Regions from separate parts of the Homo sapiens genome. Here regions 2, 3 and 4 are each linked to region 1. A link is an interaction called in ENCODE POLR2A ChIA-PET data of the cell type or tissue named here. Cell type or tissue: OCI-LY7. All regions are shown on one strand. Region 1 overlaps STIM2 (stromal interaction molecule 2). Region 2 has its middle 5.6 kb from the start of STIM2-AS1. Region 3 overlaps STIM2 (stromal interaction molecule 2). Region 4 has its middle 30 kb from the start of STIM2-AS1.

Region 1 (5,000 bases):
TTTTCAAACAAAAGCGTGTACTTATGAATCAGTGTTGCATTTGGCAAGCTTAAGTGCATATAATTCAAATAAACAAATACAAACTGAGAATATTCTAACTGCAGAGCTGGCCCAGATCTAGACATAACTTTGCAACCGTCATGACCTTGCAGTGTGGAGCAAGTGAAATGAATGCAGTCACACACTTCTAGTTTTGCTGTATTTACAATCTGTCCACTCTTCCTGCCTCTTTTAAGAGTTGAGTGCCGCCTCACTCTCCTTGCATTAACTGTCTGCTGTCAAACCAGAGAAGTAAAACCAGCAAAATAATACAAGTACATACCTGGAGTTAGTTAGTGGTAGAGCTAGGATTCAAATCCCTGTTTCCAAGATCTTCCCCTAATTTTTATTCCTACTATACATTAAGCGGCCATTTGAAAGGATATTTTCCCTGAATGCTCAGCACTTCATTCCCACACTGATTTGGCATTTATAGTGTGCTATCTTTACTGTCAATTATGTTTTTATATGACTCCTCATTTCAATTTAATTACAAGCAATGTTTTAAAAAAAGTCTTATATTCAACAATATAATGTTATATATAACAGTTGCTCAAATAAACACTTAATAATCAAATTTATAAAGCATTCAGATTTCTTTAAAGTGTGTGTATAAATATATAATATAAATATACACAAAGTATTGATATATGCATTGCATATGGTATTCTCAAATAGTAAATATTTAAATTACTAACAAAAAGAAAGAGAAAATGAAGGATAAACCCAATTTTTTCTCACAGATTTCGAAGTACATGATTCCTAAAAGGACATAGGAGAAAATTACTTTAAAACCTGTACCAACAATTTTTGTTGAAATTGCCACTTACCGGGAAATTGTGACACTATTGGGGGTGTGTCTTCATCTAAGTCATCAACTCCTCCAGCAATTGGATAGGGTGGAATGGAGACTCTGGGCATCACCACCCAGCTGTGATCAGAATAAAGGGAAGAGGTCAGGCTGGGGAGTCCTGAGTTATGGGCTATCTGAAAGCCACAGATCTTCTCAATTTGTTGCCAGCGAAAAAGTCGTTCTCGTAAACAAGTTGTCAACTCAGAGAGAGCTTTCCTGGAAAAGCCAATAAAGAAATTACTTACTGCATCAAAAGGTCTTTAATATGGCACTGAAAAAAGGCAATACATGAACAGACCATGGCAATTAACTAATTTCAAGAAGAAATAACCCACTCTTAAAACTAATGTAAATTATGTAATTATATAAATGATAAATATAAATTGTTCACAAATTACTCATTTTAACACAATAAACATAAATCAAATAAAAGTGAAAACAACATTCTTACTTTGCTTCCAGAATTTTGTGGTCTACCTCATCTAGGGAGGAGCTGTGTGCAACGTGCAGAGTCCCAAAGACTGTGCTTCTCTTCTTTTTAATTTTTTCTGCCTAGAAACCGAAAAGGACTAAATAAGGCTAGGTTTGAAAAAAATACAGACATTTTTGTATATATAACATAATAAAGTTTGTTTTGGTTTTGAATATATTAGCAATCATAAAACCAGTAGAGAATTACTAGCCAAGATATCCCTGCATTCCAAAAAAGAAAACAGATGAGGGAGAAAACGTGCTTTCCTAAGCCAATCGATGTAATTCAAAACTTTATTCTGGAGAATTTTTCTCTTATTTCTATGGTTCAGGAAGACCCGAATCTTGTACTAAAAGTAACAGAAGAACATTAGCTATATTATACTACAATGGTGCTAGTGAGTGAACTAAGCTTTTAAATTTTTTGGCTAGAATTCAGATTAAGACTTATTCTCATTCCACACAATTTAAGTGTCAAAGTTAATTTCCAGTAACTACTAACCTGAATCAGATATGAAGCAGCAACCTAGAGGAAAAAAGCTCTGTATAAAACTTTTATGATAATGATAAAAAAGAATAATGTTTAAATCACTAAGGTCACTTTGAAAAGTATACACTTCTCCAAATGCAGTAATTTTAATTTAAAGCTTATGATTACTAGAGTCTATTTACACAATAAGTTCCAGTTTGAAAAAAGAATCTGTAATAATAAAACTTTTATTCAGATCTGTGTATCCCAGCTGAGTAATCCCTCTAAGAATGCAGCCTAAGAAACAAATTTAGTAAATTTTGAAATACAAGAGAGTACCTCATCTTTAGCAATAGCTAGCTGCATTTCAGCGTTTTGTCTTTTAATATTGTAGTATTGCACTTCTACTTCATGTGTTAACTGAAGCCATTTCTGAAGTGCATCTGGAACAGACCAACTGCTTCTCAGTTCAAATTCTTTTTCGGCCTTTTTCAGAGCCATGCGAACCTAGAAGAAGGAAAGGAAGGAGGCAAGAAAGGAGAGAGGGAGGAAGGAAGGATTAAAATATTTTTTAGAACCCAAACTAAAAAAAAAAAAAAGCTATTTTAATTATGCTCTTTGTAAACATCGTTTTAAACTGCAAAGTCTAAATACAGTAGATTTCTAGCATTAAAATTAAGGCTGACAACAGAGCGAGACTCCGTCTCAAAAAAAAAAAAAAAATGAAGGCTGAGCTTCAAGTGCATCTTAAATCCACTAAGCAAAGTTGTGAAGGAGGGTAGAGAGGGCTTATTTATATCTTAAGTTGCAATATTTAGTTTTGTATGTTATGAAAACCAGACTCACTGAGGGGGAAAAAAAAGTCAAGGGTATATACAAATTAAAACTGATCATATTTTTCCCATAATGCATATTTCATTTATGAAGTATTATATAAAGAAATGTCCAAAATTGGGTGGATACACGTTCTACTCCTCCTCCTAATGTTTCCAGAAGAGCCTACTGTAGCTCCTTCACTATATACTCACTTTTTAAAAATTGTATTTTTCTGTAGTTTTTCATGACATCCTCTTTATGGCCAGTTATTTCTTACTGTTTCCAAGTATATCTGCCTATTATTGTCTGTTTTACCACTTCCGCTACATAATTCACTGCTTTGAATACACCAGAAACTAGCTAAGTGAACATCTGCAGAGCATGTACAGATTTTGAGAAAACAGATTCTGAGAGTCTACTTGATTTTTCTCATGAGAAACTATGCATAGTCTTCAGTATAACGATGTCATAGTATTTCTTCCACCTGCCCTTTAATGGAGCCAGACAATAAGCAGAGAAAAAACAAAAATGCTTGGTGGTTAGGTGATAAGTGCTAAGAAAAAGTATCATAAGGAAAGCCTCACTAAGGAAAGACACAAAAGGAATAGATAATTCATTCTTGGAATGATTTACTTAAAAACTAGCAAGAGCTTTCAAACTAAAGATATATAAAGACACAGGATGTAATTATGAAATTGTGCACATACACTCACACTCAAGACCTTGAGGCAAAGCTACGAGCGACTACGGAGCATCCTGCGTGTCGAGCACCACCCCGCAGATTAATTTTCCCCAAAGCTAACTAAGGACACTGAAGAGCAAAGGAATGTTTGATCTGAACAAACCCAACTTATTTGAATAAACTTTATAGTGTGCCAGAATAAACCAACAAGAGTACTATACACAAACTTCTGATAAAGAAATAGAACAGCTGTCAGTTAGTGTGAAAACAAAGAATTACGTAGAAAAATATATTTTAAGATTCCAAAATTAAAAACAAAATTCACAATGCAACACTAGGTGACAGTTCAAAAAGACACATTAAAGTAAGGGGAAGAGCACTAACTCACTGCAAACAAATCCCGAGCAACATCTGCCTACATAACTAACTGCAATGGCTTGGGACAATACTGTGTTTAATAAGTCAGTTGGGTAAGCTGTGTGGCGTCCCTGCTAATCTCTCAGGGAGATAAAATTTAAGCTCAGGTTCATGCAGACCTGCATAACACCACAAAATGTAAGTCCGCAAGCCCTTCTTCTCAGAAGATTTTAAAGCTAAAATTTCTATACAATTTTCACTTCCAAGGAATTATACAGAGAATCTCAACAAAATTCATTCAAGTTACTCTCTTTAATCATAGATTTTTCTTAATATTTCCATAAATGTATTTCCCCTAAAAGAGCTCAAAGGAAACACATTTAACATAAAAACTACTTACATATTTTTAGCATAAATTGAAGCTGAACAATGTTCAGATTGATTGCCAAATAATGACTCAAACCTGTGGAAAGTCTGACCTTCCAATAGTGGCAACTATTTAACTGTTTTCTCTGCTATTACTCATGAATGTTTCATTTGATCTAAATCCCAACCCTTAGTTTAAATCACATTGTTGTTTACAGGGGAATGAACACAGAAAAAATTGAGTAATAAACAGCTTTTGCAAACAATAAATAACTGTTTAAAATGTAATAATTATTTACATGATTTTTGTATCTTTGGAATAAAACAACAGTAAGTAAAAACATGATGTCACAAAAACAGCCTAAACATCTGAAAACTTCTTTTCTAGACCCAACTGTATTATTTTTCATCTCTGTAACCTTCAGTAAGTTCCTAAGGCTTATTGTCTCACGTATAATAGGGGTATTATCACTTGCCCTGATTAAAGGCTTCCTGAGACTTTTTCTAAGAAATTAATTTGTGAAAACTACTTAAATCACACAAAACATAAAGCAGTACTATTAGTCACCCAAAGTCTCTGTTCTAGGAAAAATAACACTATATAAAAAACATACCAGATTTTCCTGACTTCTAAATTTATGTTGATTATTCTCCAGACAAAATACAGTAATTCCTTGAACTACGTGGAATTGTGGGTTATGTCATATTATACATCATTTCTCAGTTAAACTTATTTCTACAAGCAAAGCTTTTAATAGCAGTATAAGAAGACACAGACTTTGGAATATGACACGCAAAACCTTGCCTTTACCAGTTAATAGCTGTGTAACCCAAGGCAAGTAAGTTATCTAGCCTCTCTACACAGCTCATTTGTAAATGAAGATAATACCTATGTGTTGTGAGGATTAAAATTTATGAGCAAACCACTGGCAATGTGTGTAGCATAC
Region 2 (5,000 bases), 150 kb after region 1:
GAAGTGGGGAATTCCGGCGCCTCGCCCTCCCACTGATCTTCTCCTTCCCGTCTTTGACTTCCCTGCGTGGCCCTGGAATGTCGGGACAGACCCAGCAGGGTGGTCCAGCCTGGTTCGCTTGCTCTTGATGGTGAAGCCCCTCAGAGAGCTGCCTTCGGTGGAAACGCTGTTAGGTATCGAGTTTTCCCGCTGACTCTCGACAAACGCTAACAAGGGACTCGAGGTGCTGAGAACTTTGGAAACACCTCTAAAGTGATATAGACAATGTGATGGCTCCATTCGATCAATGAAGCCCTAGCATAAAAATGGGGTCCTCAAATTGTTTAATAAAGCACTAGGAATAGAAGTGACACCGTGGAAGTAACTCATTAGCAAGACCCTTCCTCCCTAAACCCAATAAAACATGAGATAGTCCTCAAGTGGTGTAGTGAAGGTGGAAAATTTTATTGCTGCTTTCTCTGGGAGCAGAGGAAGGAAGTCTTTTTAAGTGTCTTGCATCCAGGATAGGGAGTTAAAAACTCTAGATTTAACTAACATAGTTTTTTAAAAGCCGCTCAACAGAAGCGAGTTAACTTTGCCCGCTAAAGCCCGGTGCAATCAGAGGGCGTGTGGGGTGAGTCGTTTATATTATTAAATAGGATGTGTTTGCTCTATACTGCTTAATTTGAGGTGTTACATGAATATTATTGATCACATGATAACTGACAGATGCTGAAGCAGCAGGAATGTTGACATTTTCCACAAAAAGAGGACTAGAATTGTGATGGAGCTAAAGTAAAGATCATAACAATTGAAAATGGTGAGAAAATGATGGCTATTATCAAAAAGACAAATAAGTGTTGATGAGGATGTGGAGAAAAGGAAACCCTGGTATACTGTTAGTGGAAATGTAAATTAGTATACCCATTTTGGAAAGTAGTATGGAGGTTCCTAAAAAACTAGGAATAGAATTATCATATGATCCAGCAATCCCACTTCTGAGTATATATCCAAAGGAATGGAAATCAGTATGTCAATGAGATATCTGCACTCTCATGTTCATTTCAGCATTATTTACAATAGCCAAGATATGGAAGCAAACTAAATGTCCATCAACAGATGAATGGATAAGGAAAATAGGGTATATATACACACAGTGGAATACTATAGAGCCTTAAAAAAGAAGGAAATTCTTCATTCACTGCAACATGGGTGGAACTGGAGGACATTAGGCTAAGTGAAATAAGCCAGGCGTAGAAAAACAAACATTGTATGACCCCACATATGTGGAATCTAAAAAAAAGTTCATCTCATAGAAACAGTATAAAGGTGATTACCAGAGGCTGGTAAGTGTGAATGGGGCGAGGGATGGGGAAAGGGAAGATGCTGACCAAAGGGTATAAGGTTACTGTTAGACTGGAGGAATATGTTTGAGTGATCTATTGTACTTCACAATAACCACAGTTAATGTCTATTTCAAAATTGCTAAAAAGATAGATTTTTAACATTGTCACTACAAAAAAGGTTAAGTCAGTGAGATAATAGATATGTTAGCTCAGTTGAATTGTTCTACAATGTACATATAGCTCAAAACATTGTACTCCATAAATATACACAATATTTGTCAATTAAAAATTAATTTTAAAAACATTCATAATGTCTGTGAATTATGAGGCAGGAAGCTGCCAAGGGGTTCCCTACAGCACTTGAAGAGATTATCTAAAAAGGAATTACCTACTTTCAATCTTAAAGTATACAAAACACCTACTTTAGAAAAAGATGCCACAGAAACATATATCAGCAAGGAGAAGAAAAGTGGGCCTGTTTAAAAGCTTCAAAGGGCTGCCCACCTCCCTCTTCTTTGTGGAAAATCCATCCAGGGACTGGAAATTTCAACTCCTTAAGTTTGAATGTATAAAAAAAATGGCCATAAGTACACCCAAGTACACCCATCTGAAACGAAAACCCTTCGTAAGGTGAGGAACTCCGGTATTTTTGTTCCAGTAAAACCAGGTCCTTATGCTAATACCTAGATAGAGGGTTGTTGTAAAGTAAAAATGATTGTAAAGCTGCCTGGTGCATAGTTAGCTATTATTATTTAAACCCTTAAGGTATGAAAAACAAGAGCTCGTTTTGAGTTGAATTGTGCAAAAAAGGAAAGTAGAAAAAAAGAATACACGAACAATCTACAAGAGCACATACAACAAAGGTACGTACACAGAAGTCTTTACAGGGCCATATGCCTAAAGTGACAGTCAAAAGTTCTCTAGAAAATAGGACCCGATGCAAAGGCCCATATAACAGTTCCTTAGAGAGTAGGATTTCCTTCAACAATTCCTTCAACCCCAGTGAAGCAGAAGTAAGGGGAAGGGAGACATGAGCCACGCACAGAAGGAGGCAGAAAAATATCCAGGTGATGCACCACTGAGCTGGCTGCTCAGTCTCTCACGATGCCTCCATAGTGGAGACCACTCTGTTTTGGAACAGTGCGAGAAGAAGGGAGAAAAATGGAACTTTTGGCTCCCATCAGTCAAAGGTTTCTGCAGGAGATGCAAACTCGCCCGCACTTTTCAGTCATGCCACCTGCCGCTCCAGGCAGCTGCCAGAGAAGCCAGATCCCTGAACAGCAGTGGCATTATCCATGCATGAGCTAAGCCAGCAAGTGAATGGGTGCCACTGTCCACCTGCAGCCTGCAGTATCCCAGGAGCGTCTACCACCTCTGTAACAAAAGGGAAGCCCCAGAGGAAAAAAAAAAAAAAAAAAAAGGCTGGAGATTCAAGGCATTAACCAGGCATTATTAAAGTTGTGCCCTAAAGCAGCATGAGAGACCTGGAGCAAGGGGAACATCACATCTTGGCCCCTACCACCAAGGCAGCCACAGAGCTCAACAAGTCACGCTCCAAGGAAGATTGAAACATCCCTTCTGCAACCTGTAAGGATGCTGTTATGGTGTAAAGTTCCTGGATAGTAATAGTAGCATTCAACATAAAACTATTACCAAGTAAATCCAGGGAGGCACATAAGCTGGGTTCAAATTTATGATAATGGCAAAGACATAGGAGAGCCAAGGCATTGTGAACTAAGAGAAGCCGTTTGTGTTCATACATCAAATATTGAATGCATTTTAGGGTCGGGTACTATATTAGGTGCTAAGATCAAAAATTAGTAAGATAATTTCTAGTCCAGAATCCAAGGAGCTCACAGCCATACAATAGCACCAAACAGATATGTATTTCTTTTATTTATTTATGCTTTGTTAATTGTTTAAAAATATCTGTCACCATGAAATTCTGGTTCCACAGTCTCTGGTATAGTTAAATCATTTTAAGGAAATAGTTTATTTCAAGATGTTCTTGCCTCAAAATTTAATGTCAAGTGAAGAAATGATCTCATATTTCACATAGTGTAGCTGCCAGGAGATGGTAAAATCAGGCGTTTGTCTTGACGTGTTTATATTTACACAAAGGTGTTTCAGAATGTGTTTGCAATGAGGAAGAAGAATAAGTAAAAGAGAGTTTGAGGACAAGCCTTCTGATATGGAAACGAAGGAAAACAGAAAGTCTGGAAATGTGGATGTTTGAATTACGGATGAGCACATTCCCAGAGCATTATTGTAAATACGAAAGAAAGAAGATCAGATTTTAAAAGTTGTTTCTTGGCCAGGCGCGGTGGCTCACGCCTGTAATTCCAGCACTTTGGGAGGCTGAGCTGGACAGATCATGAGGTCAGGAGTTCGAGCCCAGCCTGACCAACATGGTGAAACTCCATCTCTACTAAAATACAAAAATTAGCCAGGCATGGTGGTGCACACCTGTAATACCAGCTACTGAGGAGGCTGAGCCAGGAGAACGGCTTGAACCTGGGAGGCAGAGATTGCAGTGAGCCGAGACCGCACCACTGCACTCCAGCCTGGGCGACGGAGCGAGACTCTGTCTCAAAAACAAACAAAAAAAAAAAGTTGTTTCTCTAACTGGGACAAAGTAGTGCTATTTAGCCAAATTTATTGGGCCCGCTACTATGTGACAATAAGAAAAGAAAATGTCTGCTTTGATGGAATTTTATATTCTAATTGGGAAGCTGAAAATATGGGAGATGAAAAAGTAAAATATGTTGTATATTAGATAATGATAAGTGCTAAGTGGGTGGGGAGCTGGAAGGGGGGAGATAACTTTTGACCTGAACAAAATGAGAGAATTGTACAGATGTCTGGGGAGAGAGGATTTCAGCCCACAGAAAAGTTTTGGGGAAAGGATGTATGTGGTTTGTTCACAAATACCAGTGAGATCGATCTAGCTAGAGTATCTGACAGAGAAAATAGTGGATAATGAAAGAAAAGTGATAGGGGCCAGAACATGCAGGGCTCTTACAGCTTTTTCCTCTGAATGAGTTTGGAAACACTGAAAGGTTTTGAGTAGAATCATGGCATCTGACATATGTGTTTACAGGATCGCTCTGGTTGCTTCATGGTAGGAGCGGGGACGCCATTGCGGAGGCTGCTGCACAGTCCAGACAAGAGATGATGTAGTTTAGGCCAGAATAGTGGCAGAAGTGATGGTTAAAAGTGGTAGAATCCGGCCGGGTGCAGTGGCTCACGCCTGTAATCCTAGCACTTTGGGAGGCCGAAGCAGGTGGATCATGAGGTCAGGAGATCGAGACCATCCTGGCTAACGCGGTGAAACCCCGTCTCTACTAAAAATACAAAAAATTAGCTGGGCATGGTGGCAGGCGCCTGTAATCCCAGCTACTCGGGAGGCTGAGGCAGGAGAATGGTGTGAACCCGGGAGGCAGAGGTTGCAGTGAGCCAAGATCGCACCACTGCACTCCAGCCTGGGTGACAGAGTGAGACTCCATCTCAAAAAACAAAAGGGGCGGGGGTGGACTTCTTGGTAAATTCTGAAGGTAGAATCAACAGGATTGATATTTATTTATTTATTTAAGACAGGGTCTCGCCCTGTCACCCAGGCTGGAGTACAGTGGCACAATCACAGCTCACTGCAGCCTTGACTTCTCGGGCTCAATG
Region 3 (5,000 bases), 130 kb after region 1:
GGGCGGATCACCGGAGGTCAGGAGTTCGAGACAAGCCTGGCCAATATGGTGAAACCCCGTCTCTACTAAAAATACAAAAAAAAAAAAAAAATTAGCCAGGTATGGTGGCGCATGCCTGTAGTCCCAGCTACTCGGGAGGCTGAGGCATGAGAATCACTTGAACCCAGGCAGCGGAGGTTGCAGTGAGCTGAGATCGCGCCACTGCACTCCAGCCTGGGTGACAGAGGGAGATTCCATCTCAATAAAAAAAAAAAAAGAAAGAAAAGGAAACAAGAAAAGACACACAGATAGCACCTGGATTTACATATAGTAGTTGAAGCCATAAGAAGAGACTAATGGGCCAGGTACCGTGGCTCATGTAATACCAGCACTTTGGGAGGTCAAGGCAGAAGGACTGCTTGAGCCTGGGAGTTCAAGACCAACCTGGGCAATATAGGGAGATCCTGTCCCTACAAAAAATACAAAAATTAGCTGGGTATGGTGGCACATGCCTGAATTCACCTCCAGCTACTAGGGAGACTGAGGCAGGAGGATCACTTGAGCCTGGGAGGCAGAGGTTGCAGTGAGCTACAATGGCACCACTGCACTCCAGCCTGAGTGACAGAGCCAGACCCTGTCTCAAAAAACAAAAACAAAAAAAAAGAAAGAAAGAAAGAAATTTAAGAAACTAGGTTTCTAGATAAAACCAGAATTACAAGGGGGCATTGCTTCTTGGCCTTTTGGCTAAGATCAGGAGTAGAATTACAATTGGGGGAAAAAAAATTAGCAACAACTGAAACTTTACAAAACTGGAAAAAATGAAACCACAATTAACTTATTATTAATAGAAAGCTCAACCCTTTTCATGATAGCACATTTTTACAAGAATCACCATAAGAGAATGTCAGAAAAGAATCAGTCTTCATCTTCTCATTAGTTTAACACATCTTTTGCTGGAGCAATCTCAACCCCCAGTTACAAGGGACAGTGTATTTAACAACACAGAAAAGGGAAACCAATCATACTCTAAATAATCAAAGAAATAAAAACATGACATTTCACTGAAAATACCAAAGATTCTGTTTCAATAAAAACACTATTGGGCACTCAAAAACACAATCCTTCCAGAAAGCAATCTGTCAGTAAATACATACAAATAGATATTTTTTAAACCGTAAAATATACATATCTTTTAACTTAATAGTATGCTTCTAGGAAGCTGCCCTTAAAATCCACAGTGGAGAAAAGATTTAGGCAAATAAATGTCTACAACAATATTTTTTAAAGAAAAACTGAAAACTATCCAACAATGAGAATCTACCCAACAATGAGGAAATAATTTATATCTTCCATTCAATAGTTAAGAAAAAGCTCAGGATACGTTGGATTTTTAAAAGATGCAAAATTCCATCTAAAAGGATTGCAACTTGTCTTAGTCCACTCAGGTTGCTATAACAAAATACTTTATACTGGGTAATTTAGAAAGAACAGAAATTTTTTTGCTTACAGGTCTAAAGGCTGGGAAGTCCAAGATAAAGGCACCAGCAGATTCAGTGTCTGGTGAGGGCTCTCTTGCTTTACAGGTGGCACCTTGTTGCTATATCCTTACATGACAGAAGGGAAAGGCAAAAGTGGCTTTTTTTTTTTTTTTGAGATGGAGTCTCACTGTGTTGCCCAGGCTAGAGTGCAGCAGTGCAATCTCAGCTCACTGCAACCTCTGCCTCCAGAGTTCAAGCCATTATTCTGCCTCAGCCTCCCAAGTAGCTGGGACTACAGACATGCACCACCACACCGGGCTAATTTTTGTATTTTTAGTAAAGACGGGGTGTCACCATATTGGCCAGGCTGGTCTCAAACTCCTGACCTCAGATGATCCACCTGCCTAGGCCTCCCAAAGAACTGCGATTACCAGCATGAGCTACCGCGCCCAGCCCCCGTCTGGCCTCTTTTATAAGGGCACTAATCCCATTCATAAGGGTTTTGTCCTTATGACCTAGTCACTTCCCAAACGCTATAACTCTTAGTACCACCATCACCTTGAGGTTTAGGTTTCAACATATAAATTTTGAGGAGACACATATATTCAGAACATAGCACAACTACATAAAATAATACTACATATACATATAGAAAAGAACAATACCAAAATGGTTCTTTCTGAAGAGTAAAATTTGTTTTATTCTCTTGTCTACACTTGCATATATTTTCCAAGTTCAAAATAAGAGAACCTATGTATACAAGAGAAGAATAAAATAAAAATAACAAAGTACCAATTTTAAGAATTCTAAGATCTTTGAAAAAAATCACTTCTAAAACATTTTAAGTTACCGTATCTGGTTTAAAATGCATTAAATATTTCCTCTAGCTTAATTCTAATTTGGCTGTCTATCCTCGGGAAAAAGAAAATTAGATATATATATACATATATATATATTTACATATATATTTACATATATATTTATATATATATTTACATATATATTTATATATATATTTACATATATATTTATATATATGAAGGTTTATGCACAAAAGGTATGAACCAAGGCATTCATCCAAAAAGTTTTATGTAGTTACCTATGAGACACTGTGTACTATCTAGATACTACATGAGTACAAGGGCCCAATCCTTTTACAGCTTATATTTCTGTGGATAAGTACAGATAACAAGTTAATAAGCATATTAAAATGTAATTTCTGGTTGTAAGTATTATAAAGGAAATTAACAAAATACCGTGTATGTTTATCAGGGACAGCAAAGACAGAGCCTGCTCCTATAGGAAGTCACCAAAAAAAGTCCTGAAAAAATACAAAACCAAAAATATACTGCATCCAGACATGCAAAAAGATGAGAAGGAACAATCAAGATGTGGGAAACCTCAAGCGCCAGGGCCCAGAAACAGAGAAAGAGTTTCACATACTCCAGCAGCAGAAAGGAAGCTGGGTAGATGGAAATGGTAAAAACAGATGAAGCTACAAAGGTAGACAGGGGCCAGATCATGCAGCAATTTGCAGGCCAGCATAAAAGGTTTCTATTCTATCATAATTACATAAGCCTCTAAAGCGGGGGGAGAAAATTATCTTATGTGTACTTCTGAGATTAGACTGCAGAAGGTAAAGAATGATAACAAGAAGTTAGGAAGGTACTGCAGGAATCCCAGTAAGAGGGAATGGTAGCCCAGACCAGAGTGATGGCAATGAAAATAGAAAAAAGCAGAGAAACTCAAGACATAATGTGGTGGCTAGAACCCATAGTATTTACTGGCAGGAGGTCAGAATGTGGGCGATGAGGGCCCAGAACAATCAAGTATACCTCTTAGGACTCTGGCTGAATCATTACTTACAAAGCTAAAACTTAAAGTGTGTTTCTAATGACAAGGAATAGTTACATATATTATGAAGTATCCATGAGATGGAATATTACTAATGTTTGTGGAAGGCTTGCTTCTCTTTACTATCTATGAGATAATGGGCATGATACTTACATAGTCCTTCGGTTTCCTCAAATAATTACTACATATAATACCTACTGCTCTCATAGAGTTGTTGGGAGAATTAAATGTGAACCTATGAAAAACTTAACACAATGACTGTGTAAAGCTATCAGAATTCATAGTAATAATATCTCACCACCCAGAATAAAAAAGGTATTCAATAAATGTTTTGTAATTGAATAGACAAGCAGATAAAAGAAATGGTATAATATCCCAGGTCACCTGACTCAATCCCATAATCCTTCTACAAAACTATGCATTCTTCACCACAGGCAGGTAAAAAAAAAAAAGATTAACAGTTTCACAACCATTAGATTGTGAAATCAACTAAGTGAAACCATGAAATCCTCGTTAGAGATTTTTGGTACAAACTATACAAAAATGGAAGATCTATGCTGTCATGTCGATTACATAATTAAGTAACTACATAGTCAAGTAGATTAACTAGAATTATAGGTAAGTTTCTGAGTCACAAAAGTAATTGAAAAGTTTACTGGCCTACTTACAGGCTGATGAGTCAATCTGAATGCAATACAAAAAGAGCACACGACAGGGGAGACAAAGCAGCAAGAAAATATTAAAATAACGTCAAAAGTTAGATGGTGATAAGGTTTGGCTCTGTGTCCCCACCCAAATCTGACCCCCAACTGTAATCCTCATGTGTGGGGGGAGGATCCTGATGGGAGGTGACTGGCCCACAGGGGTAGTTTCCCCCATGCTGTTCTCATGATAGTGAGGGAGTTCTCATGAGAGCCGATAGTTTTAAGTGTGGCACTTCCTTGCTCTTGCTCTCTCTCTCCTGCCACCATGTAAGATGTGCCTTGCTTCCCCTTCGCCTTCTGCCATGATTGTAAGTTTCCTGAGACCTCCCAAGCCAGGTGGAAATGTGAGTCAGTTAAACCCCTTTTGTTCATAAATTACCCAGTCTCAGGTAGTATCTTTATAGCAGTGTGAAAATGAACTAATACAGATGGGGAATACAAGTCAGTGGCTAAATAAGAGAACAGAACACAAAACCTGGAAGGAAAAGAAAAAGAGATATACCAAAAATCAGGATTAGTCAGAGTCTGAGAGACAATTACAGACTAGGAGAAGCAGGTAATTACCTCTCCCACCCACAAGGCCCAGGCAAAGATCCACTGCTCCTAGGGGAGAGATAGAAGTAAAAGCCTACTATGCTTCAAGGACACAGAGACCCTCCTGACCCATGATCCCATACCAAAACTAATCAGAAGTATACTACTGCTAGGGGAAGGACAGAAAACTCTCTGTCCCAAGTACTACCTCAGTCACAAGGCAAAATTTGGCTGCCATGGGAGGGGAAAGATTAGGGGGAGAAGGGACGACCGAAAAGGTTCTACTCTCAAGACTCAGGCTTACGAGCCCTACCTAAGACTGAGGGTAGACCAGGAAAACCAAGAACTTCTCCACCCCCATCACAAACCTAGCACATATAAAAAAGAATCCACTATAGAACAGGATGTTGCTGATAGCTGCCAACAGAGCAGTGTCTTAGTCCCTTTGTGC
Region 4 (5,000 bases), 180 kb after region 1:
CTCTCATCCAGGCCAGAGTGCGGTAGCTCAATCTCGGCTCACTACAACCTCCACCTCCTGGACTCAAGCAATTTTCTTGTCTCAGCCTCCCTAGTAGCTGGGATTACAGGCACATGCCACCAAGCCCAGCTAATTTTTGTATTTTTAGTAGAGATGGGGTTTTGCCATGTTTGCCAGGCTGGTCTCTGGTCACCTGACCTCAAGTGATCTGCCTGCCTCAGCCTCCCAAAGTGATGGGATTATAGTCGAGGGGGTATGTTTTCATCCAGAAGAGTGGTTTTGATTTTGATGAACTTTTTGGTAGCCTTTCATTCATTTGGTGTCCAGTCCAGCTCCTTCCTCTTTTTCCTCTGAAGTCATTTGTTAAAACCTCACTAGATGTTATTGTACACATATGAAATGTTCTAACCAGACAGCATGTAAAACTAAACATTAAACAGGAAGATAGAATGTCTAATTATTCCAAATGTGACAAGTAATAAGAGGACCGGTGTTTCTACTCTTTTGTCTTGAAAAGGAAAGGAGCTGTAGACTTCTGGAGCATTATATTTTCTTTTTTTCTCCCCAGTTGGACAAGCCACAGCCTGAAGCCTGGCAGGCCCAACATGCATGTGTTTGCAATGCCAGAGTCTATGATTCTAAAAGGTATCCGGTTTCCAGAAAAAACAGAATTCTACCTGTGGAGGATCAGGGAAGGATTTCCCACCCAGAGTGAGGCCTTAGGGCAAAAGGATTGTTTTACTGCACTCATTTGCCAAAAAATCTGATTTCCTTGAGTTGCATGAAAAGACAAATCATAGTTTAAAGAATATAGTTTTATTTTTGTCTTATCCCCTGGGAAGATTTGGCATGTGGAGTTCTTGATTTTAACTGTTAGGTGTTTAACATCACCCACAGCTTGCCCAGCATGTGGAAATATTTGTTGAAATTATTTTCATTTCAACACAACAACCAACAGGACAATACGATCAGGTATTTTGTTTTTGCAAAGCAGCTTGAAGTTGGTACACATCATGAACATGGCAGATATGGGAGCCTTACCAATTTCAATCAATAGCATCCTTAAACCTTTAAGAAAGGGATTAGCTGCTGGGTGTGGTGGCTCAAGCCTGTAATCCCAGCACTTTGATCTGCCGAGGTGGGCAGATCACGAGGTCAGGAGATTGAGACTATTCTGGCTAACACGGTAAAACCCCGTCTCTACTAAAAATACAAAAAAATTAGCCAGGCGTGGTGGCATGCACCTATGCACCTGTAGTCCCAGCTACTTGAGAGGCTGAGGCAGGAGAATCGCTTGAACTCAGGAGGCCGAGCTTGCAGTAAGCCAAAATCACGCTATGGCACTCCAGCCTGGGCAACAGAGACTCCGTCTCAAAAAAAAAAAAAGAAAAAAAAAAAAGAAGAAAAAGAAAGAAAGAAAAAGGAAAATAAAGGGATTAGCAAACTGCTGCCATGGGTCACATCTGGCCTTCCACCTGGTTTTGCAAATGAGGTTTTATTGAAAGCCCATCACACTCATCTGTTTACATATTGTCTACAGCTGCCTTTTTTGTTTCTTTTTACTGTAACAGCAGAGTTGTGTAGTTGCCGCAGAGATCACCTGTCCTGCAAAGCTTAAAATATTTACTATCTAACTCTTCTGAGAAAAGTTTGATGACCGCTGCTTTAAGAGATTGCATTTCTCAGAGTCAGTTTCAGAATTCCCATCAGTCCTGCACCAGGCCTCCTTATTTTTGAAGATGAAAATGGAGACATAGCATCTGCAGTGTGATCATCTCCCTCATAAGTATACAGATTTTATTTTCAATTAAAATAGGAAAAAAATAAGATTATAGAGGTTTTTTCCCTAGAGAAAACCTTAGGCAAAGTTTCCAGTTGGCCCTCTTTGTGATATATGAAATTTGTGTCTGCGTGTATGTCCACATGCAACCTAAATAATAAATCACTTAAAACAATTTATTGGAAAAAGCAATCACTCTTAAGCTTTTGGTGAGTTATAGACCCTTTTGGGTATCTGCAAAGATCTAAATATCCTCTCCTCAGGGCTAAAAATGGGCATATACACTTCACTCAAACTGTGTGTATAGTTTCAAGAGCTCGCAGAGGTCTGAGGCTAGCGTGTTCAGTCCAGGCAAATTACTCCTTTACTGAAGGATGAGTCTCTATAGGCAGAACTCCAGGCATTAACCAGTTTGAGGACAGGAACACAGGAGGTGTTAGGACAGTTCCAGCATTCATACAATCACATCTCAATCACTTTATTTTATAAAACACGAAGCCTTAAAGAGTTTTCAGGTCAAAGATGCCAGTTTGGGCCCTGGTTCTTTGTAATCATAGGCAGAAACCAAAACTTTGAGAGCCTCTGAATTGTAGAAGCTTCAATCTGGTGGTTAGGAGATACCCAGTAACAGAAGATAACTGCAGAGGTCAGACGGGAAAAAAATCCCAGAAATATGCAAACACTGTGTAACTCTGAGAGTTCTGTTAGCACCCCAGCCCCGCCCCACTTCTAATTACAAGGTCTTGATCCCTTTCAGTTCCATCTCCCCACTAGTAGTGTGCAATGACACTGGTTTTGCAGGAACATCAAGTCTGCAGAGGTGGGATGTCACCTACACTTAAAGGAACTAAAGCAATATGAAGATAACCCAGCTAAGTTAAAGATGGGAGCTGGGAACCACCCAGTAGAGTCTCCCACAGTGCTCAAGAGTCCTGGTCATTCAAGGGTGTTTATTGTTTGCATATACGCATTACTTATTCAAAGGCAAAAAGGGGGGGTAATTTGCAAGTGCCAGTCAAGTTGAGTAAACAGTTATGTAATCTTCCTCCAAATTCAAATGTGAGGTTGAGTATGGCTCTGGTAGGCTCAACTTCTTACACTTTTATGGGCCATGGACACTGTGGGTCAGGAAACCATAACCCGATGGAATGGACAAATCACTAAGGCCCTAATCCCTCAAATCCAGCTCCTGATGGCTCCTGGACTCTTTTATAGGCATGGAAGGGGTGCAGAAGCCATTGCCATTCCCCGAAGGTAAGATGCCTCCCCACTGGAGAGCCCTGTCTTACCAGAGCACACTGGGCTGACACCTATATCAGTTTACGTTGCTTACTAAAGTCATTCCGGGAATGCAAAACCCCACTGCTAGATGGTCAGCCATGCTCTTTGTCCACATGTATCACAAAAAGCTGCCAGGACTCAACATAGCAACAGGTTTTAGTCCTGATGAGGTAAAAAACAAATGAACAAACCTTACCTGCCTCTAATAAACTTTTACTTTGAAGACTTGGTGATTCAGATTCATTGCTTAGCCTAGACACTTTCTCAGCTCAGTTATAATTGTTTCTGTAGGTATGTGATCAATTTATCCCTTTTTCTGTGTGAGAGAGGGGAAAAATGGGAAAATTCCACATCTTCATGCAGCAGCTTCCTTTCCTCCCTAACACCTACCCAAGACTGAAGATGAGTTAGAGGAAAAGGCCCTGAAATAGGAGTTAAAGAAGTGGGTGTTGATTTGAGCTTAGCCAGTTGCTAAGTGGCCTTGGGCAAATCATTCTAGCCCTTTGGGGATGTTTCTTCAGCTATAGAGGGCTTACGATGAGAGATTTCTAAATTCCCTTCTAAATCTGAAATGTGTTTTTGTGATTGCTTTGGAATACTTTGGGACATTCAAAGAAACTTTGACTCCCACAGCGAGAACAGAGACTCAGGAGGGACATGGTCTGTGTATTATTTAAACAACTGAACTGCGATAAGGTTTTTCCCATTAAGGCATTTGGTGCAGGCAACCGTTTTATAATAAACTTCCCATGAGCTCATTTAAAGCTCCATTTGAAAGCAAACATATTTTTCAAAGTGAGCTCCTTCTAATTACTTGTTATTTGAGCTTCATGTTTCCTTCCAATCTTGAGTTCTGGGCATCTGTGGATGCCCAAGCAAAGTCCATAGCTCTTAAGAAAGATAATTGGTTTGATAAAAGTTGTAAATACAGTGACTAAGGAATATAAACTAAATGGATTTGTCCTAATCTCCCTTCCTGAGTTCTTTCCATTCTCCTGCATCACAGCCTCCACCATCTAAAACAGTCCAGTAAAATCTAACATGTACTCAGTGCCTACCAATGACCAAGCCCTAGTGTAAGGGCTAACGTTAAACACAGCACTTACAACATCCAGGCACTGTGCTAAGTCCTTTGTATTTGTTAATTTATCAGGGTTTCCTTACAGTCTTAGAAGGTAGGTACTTTTATTATCCCTATTTACCAATGAAGAAACTGATGCACGGAGTGGTCAAGTAATTTGTTCAAGGTCACACAGCTAATAAGTGGCAAAAGCAGGATTTGAAGATGGGGGTGCTCCCGAGCCCACACTCTCAACCGCTTTACTTTACTGCACTATACTTGGACGTGCATAGATTTGGGGAGCAGTGTCTTAGAAGTTTTAAAAATGTCATTTCATCAAGTATTTTACCATTCAAGCACAGGCTAGTCCAAAGATGATTTGGAAATGACAAAATGGTCTCCTTTTGATAACCTTTCAACACAAAACTACCAGCTCCAACATTCTATGAAACAGCCAAAGTTGTCTCAGTACTTTCTTTTTGGCTCTGCTCCAGTAACGGAGTTCTAGCAAGGCTACCAGAAGAGCCTCCTTTAGGCCAAGCTAGAGTTCACAGGTCATGTTGCCTCCTTCTAAGGCAGTTGAAGCTGGAGCCTAAGAGGCTGAAATTCATGTTCTTCAATGACATACTTTAAGTCTACCTAAGGGTGGTGATCAGAATGGGCATCCCTTGTGTTCAAACTCACAGCCTGTTGGTCCTCTGACAAGCCCATTTAATAGAAGGGGAAATCAAGGCTCAGAGCACTTCATAAGCCTCCTGGGGACTACACGCCTAAGGAAAGCCAGAGTCAGGGCCAGAGCTGGGGAGTTCTGACTGGCGGTTCTGGACAGTTTCCATCTACCCTTTAACCCCATAGCTGTCAAAGCATCTGCCAAACGAG

What was found. Peaks named below come from ENCODE experiments on the same cell type or tissue, not always from the same donor. Only the 100,000 strongest peaks of a DNase experiment are listed, where the experiment ranks them.
Region 2: POLR2A ChIA-PET joins it to region 1 with 11 read pairs; 18 of 35 experiments call an interaction of 5 or more read pairs at or near these places.
Region 3: POLR2A ChIA-PET joins it to region 1 with 30 read pairs; 8 of 35 experiments call an interaction of 5 or more read pairs at or near these places.
Region 4: POLR2A ChIA-PET joins it to region 1 with 42 read pairs; 2 of 35 experiments call an interaction of 5 or more read pairs at or near these places.

Annotation. Positions count from the first base shown.
Region 1 is chr4:27,004,872-27,009,871 of GRCh38, reverse strand. STIM2 (stromal interaction molecule 2) reads right to left here. Exons shown (of 12, transcript NM_020860.4): 8 at 2,172-2,339; 9 at 1,344-1,444; 10 at 870-1,108. Among named protein-coding and RNA genes, the nearest start is that of STIM2, 150 kb to the right of the region's middle. In OCI-LY7, no CTCF peak of the experiment used is centred here; DNase peaks (open chromatin) are centred at 181, 2,275 and 3,011; H3K4me3 peaks cover 2,167 bases; H3K27ac peaks cover 4,676 bases.
Region 2 is chr4:26,852,472-26,857,471 of GRCh38, reverse strand. It overlaps a transcript of TBC1D19 not described here. Among named protein-coding and RNA genes, the nearest start is that of STIM2-AS1, 5.6 kb to the left of the region's middle. RefSeq lists a silencer at 1-34 and an enhancer at 155-254. In OCI-LY7, no CTCF peak of the experiment used is centred here; no DNase peak of the experiment used is centred here; H3K4me3 peaks cover 997 bases; H3K27ac peaks cover 817 bases.
Region 3 is chr4:26,878,096-26,883,095 of GRCh38, reverse strand. All of the region lies in intron 1 of STIM2 (stromal interaction molecule 2), which reads right to left. Among named protein-coding and RNA genes, the nearest start is that of STIM2, 20 kb to the right of the region's middle. In OCI-LY7, no CTCF peak of the experiment used is centred here; no DNase peak of the experiment used is centred here; H3K27ac peaks cover 1,901 bases.
Region 4 is chr4:26,827,978-26,832,977 of GRCh38, reverse strand. It overlaps a transcript of TBC1D19 not described here. Among named protein-coding and RNA genes, the nearest start is that of STIM2-AS1, 30 kb to the left of the region's middle. In OCI-LY7, no CTCF peak of the experiment used is centred here; DNase peaks (open chromatin) are centred at 1,227, 1,337, 2,757, 4,667 and 6 weaker places; H3K4me3 peaks cover 4,558 bases; H3K27ac peaks cover 5,000 bases.